Regions from separate parts of the Homo sapiens genome. Here region 2 is linked to region 1. A link is a loop called in an ENCODE intact Hi-C map of the cell type or tissue named here. Cell type or tissue: dorsolateral prefrontal cortex. All regions are shown on one strand.

Region 1 (8,000 bases):
TACCTGAGACTGGGTAATTTATTTAAAAAAAAAAAGGTTTAATTGGCTTACGTTTCTGCAGGCTGCACAGGTATGACACCAACATCTACTGAGCTTCTGCGGGAAGCCTCAGGAAGCTTACAAGCATGGCAGAAGTTGAAAGGAGAAGCCAGGCTGGACACGGTGGCTCATGCCTGTAATCCCAGCACTTTGGGAGGCTGAGGCGGGTGGATCAGGAGGTCAGGAGTTCGAGACCAGCCTGACCAACATGGTGAAACCCCGTCTCTACTAAAAATACAAAAATTAGCCAGGTGTGGTGGCATGTGCCTGTAATCCCACCTACTCAGGAGGCTGAGGCAGGAGAATTGCTTGAACCGGGAGGCAGAGGTTGCAGTGAGCTGAGATTGCGCCACTGCACTCCAGTCTGGGCAACAGACCAAGACTCTGTCTCAAAAAAAAAAAAAAAAAAAAAGAAGAAGAAGAAGAAGAAAGGGGAGAAGAGGAGAAACCAGTGTCTCAAATAGTGAGAGAGGGAGTTGGGGGGCGGGTTGCCACACTTTTAAACAACCAGATCTCATGAAAACTCACTCACTATTGGGAGGATAGCACCAAGCCACAAGGGATCCATCCCTATCACCCAAACACCTCCACTAGGCCCTACCTCCCTCATTGGGGATTATAATTCAACATGAGATTTGGCAGGGACATATATTCAAACTAATCAAATGTGTTTCATGATCTTTTTTTAGATATATATTTTTATGTGTGTAGTCAAATATAGTCAGCCCAGCAAGACGGAGGCTCACAGAAACGGAGTTTCATAAAGGAATGGCATCTTCAGTTCTGTCGTCCAGTACTGGGTTTATGCATATTGAATGGAATTATGGGAAGAATGACTTGCACCAATCAGAATGTTCCATCCATCTACTGGTCTATGTCATAGTTTTATACAACTGACATCAGCCAAAATAAAAGTTGCACGGTGTGACTTCCACAATGGTCATGGGTGCAGTACTTACAACCTGTCTGACACTGGGCTAACCCCTTTACAAGTGTGACATCGTTTTATCTTCTAAAGAACCCAGTGACTGAGGTAGTATCATTATGTCCATTTTATAGATGAGTATTTTAAATCACTGTGAGATTAAATAATGTGTTTGGGTAAGTGGTGAGCAAAGTAACAATTTGAACCAAGGACTGGCTGCCTCCAAAGTGTGCACTGCTGTGTTATGCTGCCTGGTGAGTCATCCCTGGTAACCCACTCTAGGCAAGAAAATGGTTAGAACTGAGCTAAACCCAGAAAGGAAGTTTGATTTCCCTTTTCTTTTGTAAATTGGAGACTCTCTGTCGCAGCTTCTCTCCCTCCTAAGTGTCTGCTTTCAACAAGTCCTAAATAAAATGATTGTTACTCTTTAGATTTAGTTCCCAGAGCTGCTTTTTTGCTAATATCAAAACCTATTACTAAGTTCTTTTCCTAATCCTTCTATGCTGTTAACTCAGGAAAGATGAGCTCTCCAAACCTGTATTTCCCGGTGCGTTGGAGTTGCTGAGATTCTTGCAAATGGTATTGCAACTCACCCTGGTGCTTTCTTCTGTCCTCAAAGATGAGCCAAGTGTCTCTGGCCACACAATATTTAATATGCACACTGTTAGCAGAAATTAGACACCCCATATTACCCACCCCCGCAACTTCTACATTATGAAGTAATGGTCTTACTGAAATTCAAAGGAGAGAAGGAGAGAGGGAAAGGAAGGAAAGAAGGAAGGGAGAAAGTGAGGCAGAGGGGAAAGGAGTAGGAAGGAGAAAGGGAAGGAAGAGAGGGAAGGAGACAGAGAGAGGAAAGGAGGGAGGGAGGCAAGAGAGTACCCTGTTATTCACCTGTCCCCTGAGGTCTTTATTTAGAACATTCTAGAAAAAAATGGCAGAGGAAATTGCATTGGCTTTCCAGTTGGGTCTTCTCGGAGCCCATCCCTTCTTGGCTGTGTGATTGTGGCAACTGATTTAGGTTTCCCGAGCCTCAGTTCTGTCATATGTAAGGGGCAAAAATAACAGCATTTCACCCTAAAGAATTGTCAGCAGGATTAAATGGGATAACATATTTAATCAATATGGCACAGGATAGTAAACCTAAATTTACTCTCCCCATGAAGGGCTTTAGGGGTCTTTTCTACTCATGCCTATTGTGAATTTCTCATTCAGTTGCAAGATCTGTAAAGGCATCGATGATGCGTTCTATTTCTTTAGGAAGTGTTCCTCTCCCACTCCTGCCCCAAATGGCACACTCAGTCCTTGCTTGATTCCCACAATATGACAAAATAAGCATGTTTGACTGACTGATCCTCTGCTCAGAGGCTGTAACAATGTTTAATTACCCTTTTAATCAGAAAGTTCATCCTTATCTCTTAGGTCCCTTCTGCTATAATTTATCCTTATTTTTGCCTGTTCAGCCCTGGATGTAGTGTATGTCCTTATTTTTAAAGGCATCATTGAAAAGAAGGGGGAAGGGATGATATCTCATAGTGGTTTTGATTTGCATTTCTCTGATGGCCAGTGATGATGAGCATTTCTTCATGTGTTTTTTGGCTGCATAAATGTCTTCTTTTGAGAAGTGTCTGTTCATGTCCTTCGCCCACTTTTTGATGGGGTTGTTTGTTTTTTTCTTGTAAATTTGTTTGAGTTCATTGTAGATTCTGGATATTAGCCCTTTGTCAGATGAGTAGGTTGCGAAAATTTTCTCCCATGTTGTAGGTTGCCTGTTCACTCTAATGGTAGTTTCTTTTGCTGTGCAGAAGCTCTTTAGTTTAATTAGATCCCATTTGTCAATTTTGTCTTTTGTTGCCATTGCTTTTGGTGTTCTGGACATGAAGTCCTTGCCCATGCCTATGTCCTGAATGGTAATGCCTAGGTTTTCTTCTAGGGTTTTTATGGTTTTAGGTCTAACGTTTAAATCTTTAATCCATCTTGAATTGATTTTTGTATAAGATGTAAGGAAGGGATCCAGTTTCAGCTTTCTACATATGGCTAGCCAGTTTTCCCAGCACCATATTCTCACTCATAGGTGGGAATTGAACAATGAGATCCCATGGACACAGGAAGGGGAATATCACACTCTGGGGACTGTGGTGGGGTCGGGGGAGGGGGGAGGGATAGCATTGGGAGATATACCTAATGCTAGATGACACGTTAGTGGGTGCAGCGCACCAGCATGGCACATGTATACATATGTAACTAACCTGCACAATGTGCACATGTACCCTAAAACTTAGAGTATAATAAAAAAAAAAAACATTAAAAAAAAAAAAAGAGAAAAAAAAAAAAGAAAAGAAGGGGGAAGGGTAAGAATGGGGGAAAAATTAGACAATTTGATAGAAGCTCAGGCATTTATATGAAGTGCAAGAGACTGAACGGATGAAGAGAGAGAGGAGAGCCTGAGACCCTTCATCACGGTAGATCACAATGAACCCTCCACCGTCCCAAAACTGTCCCAAAACTGTCCCAAAACTGTATTTTGGGAAACATTTCAAGATTCTTTCTTTCTTTCTTTCTTTCTTTTTTTTTTTTTTTGAGACAGAGTCTTTCTCTTTGACCCAGGCTGGAGTGCAGTGGTGCAATCTTGGCTCACTGCAAGCTCTGCCTCCCGGGTTCACACCATTCTCCTGCCTCAGCCTCCCGAGTAGCTGGGACTACAAGTGCCCGCCACCACGCCTGGCTAAATTTTGTATTTTTTTTTTTTTTTTTGTATTTTTAGTAGACCACGGGGTTTCACCGTGTTAGCCAGGATGGTCTCGATCTCCTGACCTCGTGATCCACCTGCCTCGGCCTCCCAAAGTGCTGGGATTACAGGCGTGAGCCACTGCGCCTAAAAAAACACAGAGTTCAACTATAATTCTGGAAGAAAAGCTTCTTTTGCTATTCGTTTAATCTAGAATCTATACCAGGGAGAACCAAATGCATTGGCGAGTTAAGCTGCTTTGCTTCAGAATATTAAATTCATTTCTCAAATGTTTGACTTCATGTCAGTGGTGAGTTTGTCATCAGACCAGGCTGTGTTTAAGTCCCAGCTCTGCCTGCTACCTGTCTGTCAAGCCTCTGTGCAAGTTGCTTTTGTTCTTAGAATCTCACCTGGAATGCAGGTGACTACAACCTCGCAGGAATATGTAGAGATTAAATGATTTAATAGAAGTAAGAGAAGCTCACCTTGCTGTCTCCATGGTAAATGGTCAACACACGTTTATTGCATTGGCATCTCAATTTTGCAAAGTCCAAACAAAAGCAAAATGCAGAGTAGCTCCAAATTTGGAGGGATGGAAAGAGGAGAGGTAATCACGGGGCTGGGCGTCAGGTAGAGAGACTCAAAGGTCTGTCAGGTTATTGACATGTCCAACGAGCTGCGGGACAGATGAACAAAGGCACACTTTCAACTCGGAGTTGAAGTCACAAAGGCCGATGGTTTCTGCTTGGAGATGAGTGAAAGGTGGCTCACGTGGCTAGGCAGCATGCATGCCGGGCCCTCCTGGCTCCGCACTTGGTGTCGGATTCAGAGAGTATGCTGGGAGCACGTGTGCAACTCCACTGGGACAGTTTGTTCCAGATGTGCACAGCTGCGAGCCTCTGAGGGCTGAGGGCCAGGGCTTTCTGTAGGAAGTATATTGTGCTCCTTTCCCTTCCCCAATGGAGCTGACGGAGGCTTGCACAAGCTCCTGCTGTGCCGAGCTGGGACGGCGGCCATGGCACAGAGACAAGCACGTGATGTACCCAGGCGCTCCAAACATCAGCACCAAGACCTCCTTTTTAACAGTCCAACCCTCTGAGGCACGCCTTTGCCTTTCAGTCTTAGGAACATCCCAGCCTCACCCCCCAAGTGGCCTGGCAAGACCTCCGTCCATCACATTGGCCTGGCTGTGGTTCAGGAATCATCTGAAAGAGGCACATTCGTTGTGTTAGCCTGAGGTTCATCACCATTTCCAGAGGAGATGCTAGTAACCCCGGACATGAGACAAACTGCTTCCTTTGATGCATCCTCCTGTCTGGTTAGGAAATGGCAGAGGTAGGAATCTTTGATGCAGGGCTAGACACACAGCAGCTGCAGGGCCTTCAGAAGGCTTTGGAAAAACTAGAAGGTTTTCTCAATGACTTCATCCCACTTTACTTTGTGACAGTGACTTTGGGTGACCTTGTGCCTTTTGACTGGGTCCAGGAAATACCAGAGCTGCAGAGATATTGATCACTCTCCCCTTGAACATATAAATGGGCTGTTACCAAAGTGCAAGGTTTTATTAAAGCACAACGCAAGCGGATTTTTCTTTTGAAAATGGAACGGGGTTGTGGACTCTTTTATTCCCATTTATTTTCTGAGTTGGCTGTTATCACCGTTTTCAATTTCTACACTCCTGAAGTCGGTCTTCCTTGTGTCTTGACAAAAATTTCACGACCTCTTCCCCTTTCATTGTTTCCCCTATTTATTTATTCACTCAACAAATGTTTACTGAGGTCCTGTGATATGCCAGGCACTTTTCTAGATACCAAGGAGACAGCAGTGAGCAAAACAGACAGATATCCCTGCCCTCGTGGAACTGATATTCTAGTGTAGGAGGCACACGATAAACAAAAGAAACAAGTAAAACCTGCGGAATGTCCGATGGGGTAAGTGCTTGGAGAACAGGAAGACTTACAAGGGAGGGAGGATGGTCTGGACATTTGAGCAGAGGTTTGAAAGGGTGAAGTAACCACCCAGAGAGCACTGCAGATGGAGAGAACAGCAGGTGCAAAGGCCCTGGGACAGAGCATTTCGATGACCCGCATGGCTGGAGCAGGGTGAGCCCATGGGGACAATAGGAGAGAAGTCAGATAGGGGGATGTAGAGTTAGGTCCAAGGTTACAGCTGGATGGAGACATCATTAACTACGATCCACCTGAAAGACAGCCTGAGCCTGGAAATAGCTCCATTCTTTGTGAGCAATGCCACAAAGTCGTGAGTAAAGGACACGGGCCCGGCTGGCAGGCACCAGGCTGCTCAGCTGTGCACATTCCCACATCAAATTCTGTAGCAGTTCCTATTTGCCAGGCACTGTTTCTGCACTATGTATATAGTCGCTAATTTAACCCTCACCACACACTTGTCAGATGGGTACTGTTACTGCCCCATTTTCCAGATGAGGCTCAAAGCGGTTAAGTCGCCGTCACAGGTTTCACAGCTGGTAAAGTGAGGAGTTGGAATTGAAATGAGGCAGACGGCCTCCAGGGTGCATGCTCCCACTCATGGAGCCACATCTGCCTCCCTTGCTAACACGACAATGATACCTGTAGTAATACATACTCTTTACATGTGAACACACACAGCATGCTGTTATGTATAGTATGGGCTCTGATTTTAATACATGTCTTAGGAAGACAGAAGTTAAGACGGCAACTATTTGCAAGAAGTTGTGGAACTATTCAAAGGATCAGTTCTAAAGCTGTTTAAAAAAGTAGGGTGGGGAATTGGACTTCTTGGGTTCAAATCCTGGCTCAGCCCCTTACTATTGTGAGATCTTAGACAAGGAATCTTGCTGGTCTGAGACTCAGTTACTGCAGCTGTAAAACAGAGATAGACAAGTAGGTATTTCATGAAGATGCATTAAGGATAAATGAAATCATGTATCTCAAAGTCCTGGCACAGAGGAATAAATCAGGAAATTTCAGCTCTGATCATCGCCATCAATTTATGATTATTATTGTTGTAATCTAAAGTTTCCAGGACTCGGGTTAAGATACGCTGGGTCCTCAGGATGGAGCTGAATGGTCCCCGGGGGCCAGATCAGATTTCTGATCATGAGTGTGTTTGCCTAGCTATTGATTTTCTGCGTGGCCTTTTACCAAGTTGCTGCTTTACCTGCCTTTGTGCTCATTCTCCACCGACGAGGCACTTAACCCTTCCAGAAGGATGTGAGGAGGCGGAAAAATCGTTTGTAAAATCATGCTGACATTTGGGGGTGGAAGGTGCTGAGGAACTGTGAGGCAGAGTGTTTCCCTTCCAATCACCCTCCCAGTCCGATTGGTATTCATCTTGGAAAGGTCACTCTCTTGGCTTAAGAGTTTCCTGTGACACTCGAGCTGCAGCTTAAACGAATTGTTCCTGAAGTCTGTCTTGCGGTACTTGTCACTTCAGTCTTTCTCCTTGCTTCTGGAATTCAGTGGGGAAATTGCAAGGGCTCCATCTCAACTCCTGCTGTTAAGCTGAAGGAGGTCATCCGAGACCCACTTTACCTAAATGCCGTGGTCCCCAAATGGTGGTGGACAGATGACCACTGGCATACATCATGCTTTTAGGGGACACATAGAAGAACCCTGAGATTTTAATAGTCATGTATGTATTTAATCTATGTTGGAGAAATATAACTAGCATATCAAACCAATGATGCAAATTTTTAGAATTAAATTTGTATATGAAAAATAAAAGTGAGTTGTTTTTGAATATTAAGAAGTCTGGGTATGATGACTCACCCCTGTAATCCCAGCACTTTGGGAAGCTGAGACAGGAGGATTGCTTGAGCCCAGGAGTTTGAGACGAGCCCTAGCAATATAACAAGACTCTGTATCTATTAAAAATAAAAATTTAAAAAGAATATTAAGCAGACCATATAAGTGGTACATAGCTATGGCAGAAACCCCTCCTTGTGGCTCTTAGATGACTAAAATTGGTAAAAGCACATTCTGTAGATAACCTATGTGGAAACTTTTAAAAGCCGTAATTGCCAAAGCTGTAATTGCCAATAGCTTTGGCAATTGCCGCTTTTAAAAGTTTATAACTTTCTACATGTTGCTGGTCATGTTAGCCACTTCACCTCTACTTACTTTGCTGACTAAATTCTACGCTAGAGCCTTGTTTTAGCTCTCACATTCCACACTGTGGAATTCAGTAGCTTAAGATGGGTCACCTGCCTTGAACACTGTCCGATGTCATTTAATACTGGAAGGACCCCCATGATAAAACCACTTTAAATCTCTGTTCAAAAACCTTGTTAAGCCCTCTGTTCAAATT
Region 2 (8,000 bases), 160 kb after region 1:
CTGGGAATTTTCAGAATTTAGATGACGGACATGCATAGTAGATTGAATCATGGCCACCCAAAGACAGCAAGTTCTAATCCCTAGGACAGTTAAATGTTGCCTGATAGGAAAAAGGACCTTCACAGATGTGAAAAAGTTAATGATCTTGAGATGGAATTCATATCCTGGATTACCCAGGCAGGCCCTGAATACAATCAGAACTGTCCTTATGAGAGGGAAGTAGGGGAGATTTCATACAGACACACACAGAAGAGAAGGGCAATGTGAAAGAGAACCCTGGAGAGATTTGAAGATGCTGGCCTTGGAGATGAGAGTGGTGTGGCCAATAACCAAAAGATGCCAGCGGCCACCAGAACCCGAAAGAGGCCAGGCATGGATTCTCCTCCAGAGCCTCCGGAGGGAGCACATGGCCCTGCCAACATCTTGATATTAACCCCAGGACACTGATTGTGGACTTCTGGCCTCCAGAACTGGAAGAGAATAAATTTCTGTTGTTTAAGCCGCCAAGTTTCTGGTGATTTGTTTCAGCATCCCTAGGAAACGAACACAACATATATGGATAGATTGAGAATGAACATCAAGTTACAGGAAAGATAAATTAAAATAAATCTACAACTAGGCACACTCCAGTGAAACGGGAGAATGCCAAATACAGAAGAATGACCTTGAAAGCAACCGGAAAAGGTACAGAGGGCAATGACCAGAATGACAGTATGTTTTTCAAAACTTTAATGTAGCCCAGAAGACAATGGATAATATCTTTAAATTGCTTACAGAAACAAATTATCATTCAAGAGTGAGGATAAAATGAAGTCATTTTCAGGCAGGCAAGGCCGAATTTCTTTTTGAGACCGAGTCTCGCTCTGTCACCCAGGCTGGAGTGCAGTGGCGTGATCACAGCTCAGTGTAACCTCCGTCTCCCTAGTTCAAGCAGTTCCCCTGCCTCAACCTCCCGAGTAGCTGTAATTACAGGCATGCACCATCACACCCAGCTAATTTTTGTATTTTTTAATAGAGATGGGGTTTTGCCATGTTGGCCAGGCTGGTCTTGAACTCCTTACCTCAAATGATCTGCCTGCCTGCCTTGGCCTCCCAAAGTGCTGGGATTACAGGCGTGAGCCACCGCGCTCCCCTGGCAAGACTAAATTTCCCATTAATAGAAGCTTGCTGAAAGAGCTGCTTCTAAAAGTTACATGCACTTCAGAAAGAAGGACTAAAACCCAGAAAGACACAGTGAGGTACAGGAAGAAATATTAAGTAATGAAATGAAAAAAACATGTGATTCAACAGAAAATCAAGCATCAAATGTGAGCTGGAACCATAAAAAAGGTGAAATGAAAATACCAGACAGTAATAACACGTAACATAAAAAGAAAGTCTATGAGTTAAAAAGTTCTGGTCTTTGTATTCAGAAGCAGAGGTACTGATTAATTTTAAATTGTATAAAGTAAAATAGACACAATTAGAGAAATTTGAAATGACAGACTGTCATTCTGGTCATTGCCCCCTGTACTTCTTCTGGTTGCTTTCAAGGTTGTTTTTCTGTATTCGGCATTCTCCCGTTTCACTGGAGTGTGCCTAATTGTAGATTTATTTTTATTTCTCTTTCCTGTAACTTGATGTTCATTCTCAGGGGGTCATAGGAAAGAGGAGGAAAGTGTACAAAGAAAAGACGTGACAAACAGCAAGTGCAAATTAAGATGGGCAAAATAAACCTCAATGCATCAGGGCATAAATCTAAGTATATCAAGTATCATAAAAATGTAAACAAATGAATCCCACTGTTTAAAACACAGAAGCTCTAATGAGTAAACAAGATCTATATGCTCTATGCTTTTATAAGAACAACCAAAATAAAAGTACTCACATATAGAAGAATTAGGAGAAAAAACCCCAAACTTTCACTACTTACAAAGTTATCTGCATAGAAAACTCAAAGAATTGACATACAAACTGATAAAACTGAGAACTCAGCAGTTTTGCTGAGAACAAGCTCAAGTATACAAAAATCAATTGTATACATTAGCTAAAAAAATTAGCAAGTAGTTCTAAAAAGATACTATATGCACTAGCAATAAAAACTTAAAGGTGTCTAGGAATAAACTTTTATGGAGAAATGTATGAAACTTTATTAAAATACATAAAAGAAGAGGAAAAAATCTAGAGAAAGGAAGGGCTGGGTGATAGCTCCTGTTCATTAGTGAAAAGAATCAATATTATAAAATGAAAATCCCCCTAAACCAGTCTATAAAGTTAATATAATTTTTATCAAGAATAGAATTATAATAAAATAATTTTTCATGGAAGTTATATATGCAAAAGCAAAGACACAAAATAATTTTTAAAAAGAACAATATGGGGAGGGGATTTTCTGCCTGGATATCAAGATATCATAAAATTGTAGTCATGAAGACACTGTGATATGGACTCAGAAATAAATCAACTGACTGAAATAGGATGCTCAGATTTAATCCTATATATAATACATAAATATATAAAATGTATAAATATATAAAATATAAAAACACATATATAAATATATATAATAAGTTATTTGTATTTATATATTACATAGGATTAAATCTGAGCATTCTACTTTGGGTCATTGATCCATTTGTTTATATATAATATATTACATATATATGAACTTAATCTATGATAGTAGATTAGATACCTACTAGATAGAGATTAGATATCTATTAGATAGAGGTGACATCATAAATTAGTGAGAAAAAGATGGACTGACAATAAGTAGTACTGGGGTTGCCATTTTTCCATACGGAAAATAATTAAATTAGACCTTTACCTCAATACAGAAAGAGAGAAACCTTTAAAATGCATTTGGCCAGGCACTGTGGCTCACGCCTGTAATCCCAGCACTTTGAGAGGCTGAGGCGGGCGGATCACGAGGTCAGGAGATCGAGACCATCCTGGCTAACACAGTGAAACCCCCTCTCTACTAAAAATACAAAAAATTAGCCGGGCGTGGTGGCGGGTGCCTGTAGTCCCAGTTACTCGGGAGGCTGAGGCAGGAGAATGGCGTGAAACCGGAGGCGGAGCTTGCAGTGAGCCGAGATCGCGCCACTGCACTCCAGCCTGGGCAACAGTGTGAAACTCCGTCTCAAAAGAAAAAAAAAAAAAAAAAAAAAAAAAACGCATTTAAGAGAAAATATAGGAAGACTACCTTTATGACCTCTTGGTAGAGAATTGCTTTTGGAAACACAAATGACAAAGAAAATATGGTAATCTGAAGACATTAAAATTAAAATCATCTAGAAAACAAAAGCTACTGCAAACAAAGTAAAATGCAAATCACAGAGTGAGACTAGATACATTTTAAAAATTAGCATCTGGAATATACAAAAGTTATATCCACAATTCAGTGAGAACATGACTCAATAAAATGGAAGGTAAAGGGTATACATTGAAAGGTCACAAAAGACAAAATACGAATGGCTTCTAAGCATATAAAAAATGTTTGACCTCATTAGTAATCAGGGAAGTGCAAAGTAAAACAAGGAGATCTTTTCATTCCGATCATGCCTGGCAGGAACCTTCTCCCCAGATGCTACAGGCAGGAAGCCAAGGTGGAGAAATGTCCAAGGCCCATAACATGCTTTGCACTAGATGGGCAAAAATTAAAAATGACAACATCAAGAGTTGGTGAGGATGTAGAGACATAGGAATTCTTACACCCTGTCCATGGAAGAGCATGGTTTAATTTACAGCGGAATTTGGCAATATTTAGTAACACTAGAGATGTTCATGTTCTAGTTTTCAGCATTTCCATTTCTAAGAATATACGGAAAAGACTCCCACGAGTTCCCAAAGTAACTGGTAAAGCCAAAGAGTATTTACTGCAGCACTATTTGTCATAGGAAAAAAAAAAAAAAAAAAACCTTTTATAGTGGTGGGGGAGAGGAAGGAGCCAAGAATCCACTAACCAAAAAATAAATGAGTAACTTGTAGTGTACTCACATAATGTCATACAACAGTTAAAATGATTGAACCAGGACCACATGCATCAACATGGATGAAACTGTAGAAACATAATGCTTAGCAAAAAATAAGTTTCAGAATGATTTATTCAGCATGATGCCAATGTAGTAAGTTTGAAGAAATGTAAAACAATCTTGCATGCACATACCGTGTGTGTGTGTGTGTATGTGTGTGTGTGTTATACGTATGTAGCAAAAATAGAAAACCATACATAGGGATGATAAACATCAATCCCTCTGGGAGAGTTGGAGGAGAATAAGATCAAGAAGGAACACAGAGGCCAGGAGCAGTGGCTCACTCCTGTAATCCCAGCATTTTGGGAGGCCGAGGATGATGGATCACCTGAGGTCAGGAGTTCGAGACCAGCCTAACCAATATGGTGAAACCCCGTCTCTACTAAAAAATACAAAAGTTAGCCAGGTATGGTGGTGCACACCTGTAGCCCCAGCTACTTGGGAGGCTGAGACAAGAGAATTGCTTGAACCCAGGAGGTAGAAGTTGTAGTGAGCCAAGATCACACCACTGCACTCCAGCCTGGGCGATACAGTGAGACTGCATCTCAAAATAAATAAATACGTACGTACATACATACAAAAAAGGAACACAGAGGGAGCTTCAATTGTATCTACAAAACTTTAATCCTATTAAGCAAGTAAGTAAAGCAATTAGACATCGTGTTGAAATGTAGCAAGGTCGATGATGGATCTAGTGTCAGCTACATTATTCTCATTATTTTCCTTGTCTGCCTGAAATATTTCATTATAAAATATTTTTTTAATTAGTAAAAGTAAATACAATCCAGAGGCTGTAGTATTAATCCGGACAATATGTAGATTAGGCTCACTAGGATTAGGGAAGAGGTTGAAGATGGAGAAGTAGACAGAACCATTATATATTTTGGAGGTAAAATTGAGGGTTTGGGTAAATTTGCTGTCTCAGATGTAACAGGTATGATAGATGGGGCCACTGTCCTGTCCCTATTCTGTGGACCTTTTTGGGTGCTCCAGCTGATTTCCAACAAACAGTGTCTCATGACTGGGCTGAGGGTTCTTCCCCAGTCCTCGACCCCCACCCACTGAAGTCTGTGCTGCCCCCAGGTGGTAGACCAGACCTGCTAAGGAATGCAGCCATCAACCAGTGGCCGTTAAGAATGAGTATGTGAATACCCCAGCTCCCTCGCCTCTGGACTGGGATCATGCAGAGGCTTGTGCTGTGTTGTGCAGTTTCCTATGGCATTCAGCAACCCATGGCAGCAGGTGTAGTAGTAAGTAGGACATTTTGCCTTCCCTTCCCTTCCCTGACTCCCTTCCCTACTTCCCTACCAGTATTAGCCCCGCTTCCCCCAAAGAACCCCTTGTGCTTGTGTTGTTGTCTTGGATCAGCTTCTGGAAAAAATGTACTTGAAAGCAGAAGGCGTGCTTCCCAAGCATGGCCACCCAGCACCTCCATGATGTCACTTTCAGTCTGGCAAAGGGATGAGAAAAAAGACAAACTCCAGGGGCTGTAGTCAGGTGAATGGGGAGACACCACATGCAGGAGATGGAAAATGCAGCTGAGGGGCGGAGGCAAAAATGGGCTGCTGAAGAGTTTGCAGAAAAAAGGCACTGCTCTCCTGCTTCATGAACTTAAGTGAAATTCCGAGGAGCAATGGGCAGCTGCAATTTTTTTGGCTCTGGGGCTGTAGTAGCATTTGCAGCAGTGCCTCATTCAGGGATTCCCTGGACAGAATTAGGAGCTAAGCACCCCCTGATTATGTGTCACCTTACATCTAACTCTAGGGGACCATCATTTATATGCATTCACATTCTAGACATGTCTACAGAACAGGACTTGGCACTGATGGATTGTTTGGGTATAAAATATTACGGAATGTCACTAGAGAGTGACTTCTTGATACAGAATCAAGTAACAGTTGGGTTTCTGCAAAGTGACATTTCAGCAGTAAATTAGAGAACATTTGCCTTGATAGTAATATAAAAAATGAGTTGGTGGCTGGATGCAGTGGCTCATGCCTATAATTCTAGCACTTTGATAGGCCAAGGCAGGCAGATCACCTGAGGTCAGGCGTTCAAGACAAGCCTGGTCAACATGGTGAAAGCCCATCTCTAATAAAACTACAAAAATTAGCCGGGCATGGTGGTGGGCACCTGTAATCCCAGCTACTCAGGAGCCTAAGGCAGGAGAATTGCTTGAACCCAGGAGACAGAGGTTGCAGTGAGCTGAGATCACGCCACTGCACTCCAGCCTGGGTGACAGAACAAGACTCTGTCTCAAAGAAAAAAAAATAATTGCTTAAAATTTTAATTTTATTATATATAAGCAAAAAGGGAAAAAAAACCCAGCTGCATGTGGTGGTGGCCCATGCTTGTAATTCCAGCACTTTAGGAGGCTGAGGCAGGAAGATCACTTGAGATCAGGAGTTTAAGACCAGCCTGGGCAACATAACGAAACCCTATTCTGCCTATATATGTGTGTGAGCGTGTATATGTGTATGTGTGTATACATATGTATATATGTGTATATATATGTGTGTATGTATATATATGTACACACACACACACACACACACACACACACGTTAACCAGGTGTAGTGGCATGTGCCTGTGGTCCCAGCTACTCAGGAGGCTGAGGTGGGAGAATAGCTCGAACCTGGGAGGGAGAGGTTGCAGTGACCCAAGATTGCACCTGGGCAACAGAGCCAGACTCTGTCTCAAAATAAAAAAAAAAAAAGGAAAAAACAAAGAAAAACAATAATCCTAGGTACTTTCTGCATGTTATTATTCCATTGATGAAATCACACTTCACCATTAAGAAGGGCAATTTTTAAAACGCTAAATCCATTGCACCAGGCTACTGAGTGAACCCAATTGTTATCGAGAGCAAAAGTGTTACAGTGAGGTTCTTCGCCATTTCTCTGGCGGCTGATTTGGAAGGAAAGATACTTAATTTGACTTCACCTTCACAGAAAGGTGAACTAAGAAGCCTATAAGGAAACCAATTTCAGCTGCTCAGTCTACAATGTATTTGTCCAGTGCCATGGAGTCAATGAAACACATCAGCTCAAATGACAATCACTGAAGTGAGACTGGGATATTGGCCCCTCCTGGCTGGTTGGAGTCAAACCAGAGAAACAGGTGGCTACTGTACGCACAGGCTGTACAAGGAGACCCTAGGAAAGAACAGCCTTGGTCTTTGGGGCCATCAGAAAAAGACTGTCATCTGAAATTAAACCACAAGAAACCTACATCGGGCCGGGTGTGGTGGCTCACCCCTGTTATCCCAGGACTTTGGGAGGCCAAAGCAGGCAGATTCCGAGGTCAGGAGATCAAGACCATCCTGGCTAACATGGTGAAACCCCATCCCTACTAAAAATAGAAAAAATTAGCCGGGCGTGGTGGCAGGCGCCTGTAGTCCCAGCTACTCGGTAGGCCGAGGCAGGAGAATGGCGTGAACCCGGGAAGCAGAGCATGCAGTGAGCAGAAATCACACCACTGCACTCCAGGCTGGGCGACAGAGTGAGACTGCCTCAAAAAAAAAAAAAAAAAAAAAAAAAAAAAAAAAAAAAAAAAAAAAAAAAAACCTACATCGAAAGATTTGCCATCTCTAGACATGTCCCCTCCCAGGAGATGATCCATACAGAGTTACCAGTGGAACCACGGCATATCCTGTGGGTCCAATGGAGGCAAGAATTTCTAAGAATAAGAACCTTAGATCTTACTAAAGGTAGTGTTGATGAGATATTAGGAGCTCAAATTCAGGAAGATCTGAGTTCAGATTTTTAACTCCACAAGTTCCTAACTATATGACCCTGGCAGGCTATCTAACCTCTCTGAGTGTCCATTTCCTCCCCAGGAAAGTCTCAAGCCATGCCGGCTTGCTGTGATCAGTAAAGGAGATAATATGCATAAAGTAGTTTGCACTGTGCCTGGCACATAGGAAGCACTCAGGAAACAGTGGCCACTACTTTTATTATTACTGTCAGCATGTAACCAATGGAAAT

Evidence for each region. A loop is a pair of places that touch in the nucleus more often than their neighbours do. Peaks named below come from ENCODE experiments on the same cell type or tissue, not always from the same donor. Only the 100,000 strongest peaks of a DNase experiment are listed, where the experiment ranks them.
Region 2: a loop joins it to region 1, with 5 times the contacts of the local background. A loop is called at or near these places in 4 of 110 quality-filtered maps.

What each region holds. Positions count from the first base shown.
Region 1 is chr1:14,254,690-14,262,689 of GRCh38, forward strand. It overlaps LOC107985467 (a long non-coding RNA gene), which reads left to right. Exons shown (of 3, transcript XR_001737611.2): 3 at 1-973. It also overlaps a transcript of KAZN not described here. Among named protein-coding and RNA genes, the nearest start is that of KAZN-AS1, 160 kb to the right of the region's middle. RefSeq lists an enhancer at 4,623-5,122. In dorsolateral prefrontal cortex, no CTCF peak of the experiment used is centred here; a DNase peak (open chromatin) is centred at 4,562; H3K4me3 peaks cover 297 bases; H3K27ac peaks cover 6,569 bases.
Region 2 is chr1:14,410,466-14,418,465 of GRCh38, forward strand. All of the region lies in intron 1 of KAZN-AS1 (KAZN antisense RNA 1), which reads right to left. It also overlaps a transcript of KAZN not described here. Among named protein-coding and RNA genes, the nearest start is that of KAZN-AS1, 5.5 kb to the right of the region's middle. In dorsolateral prefrontal cortex, no CTCF peak of the experiment used is centred here; a DNase peak (open chromatin) is centred at 3,580; H3K4me3 peaks cover 616 bases; H3K27ac peaks cover 2,467 bases.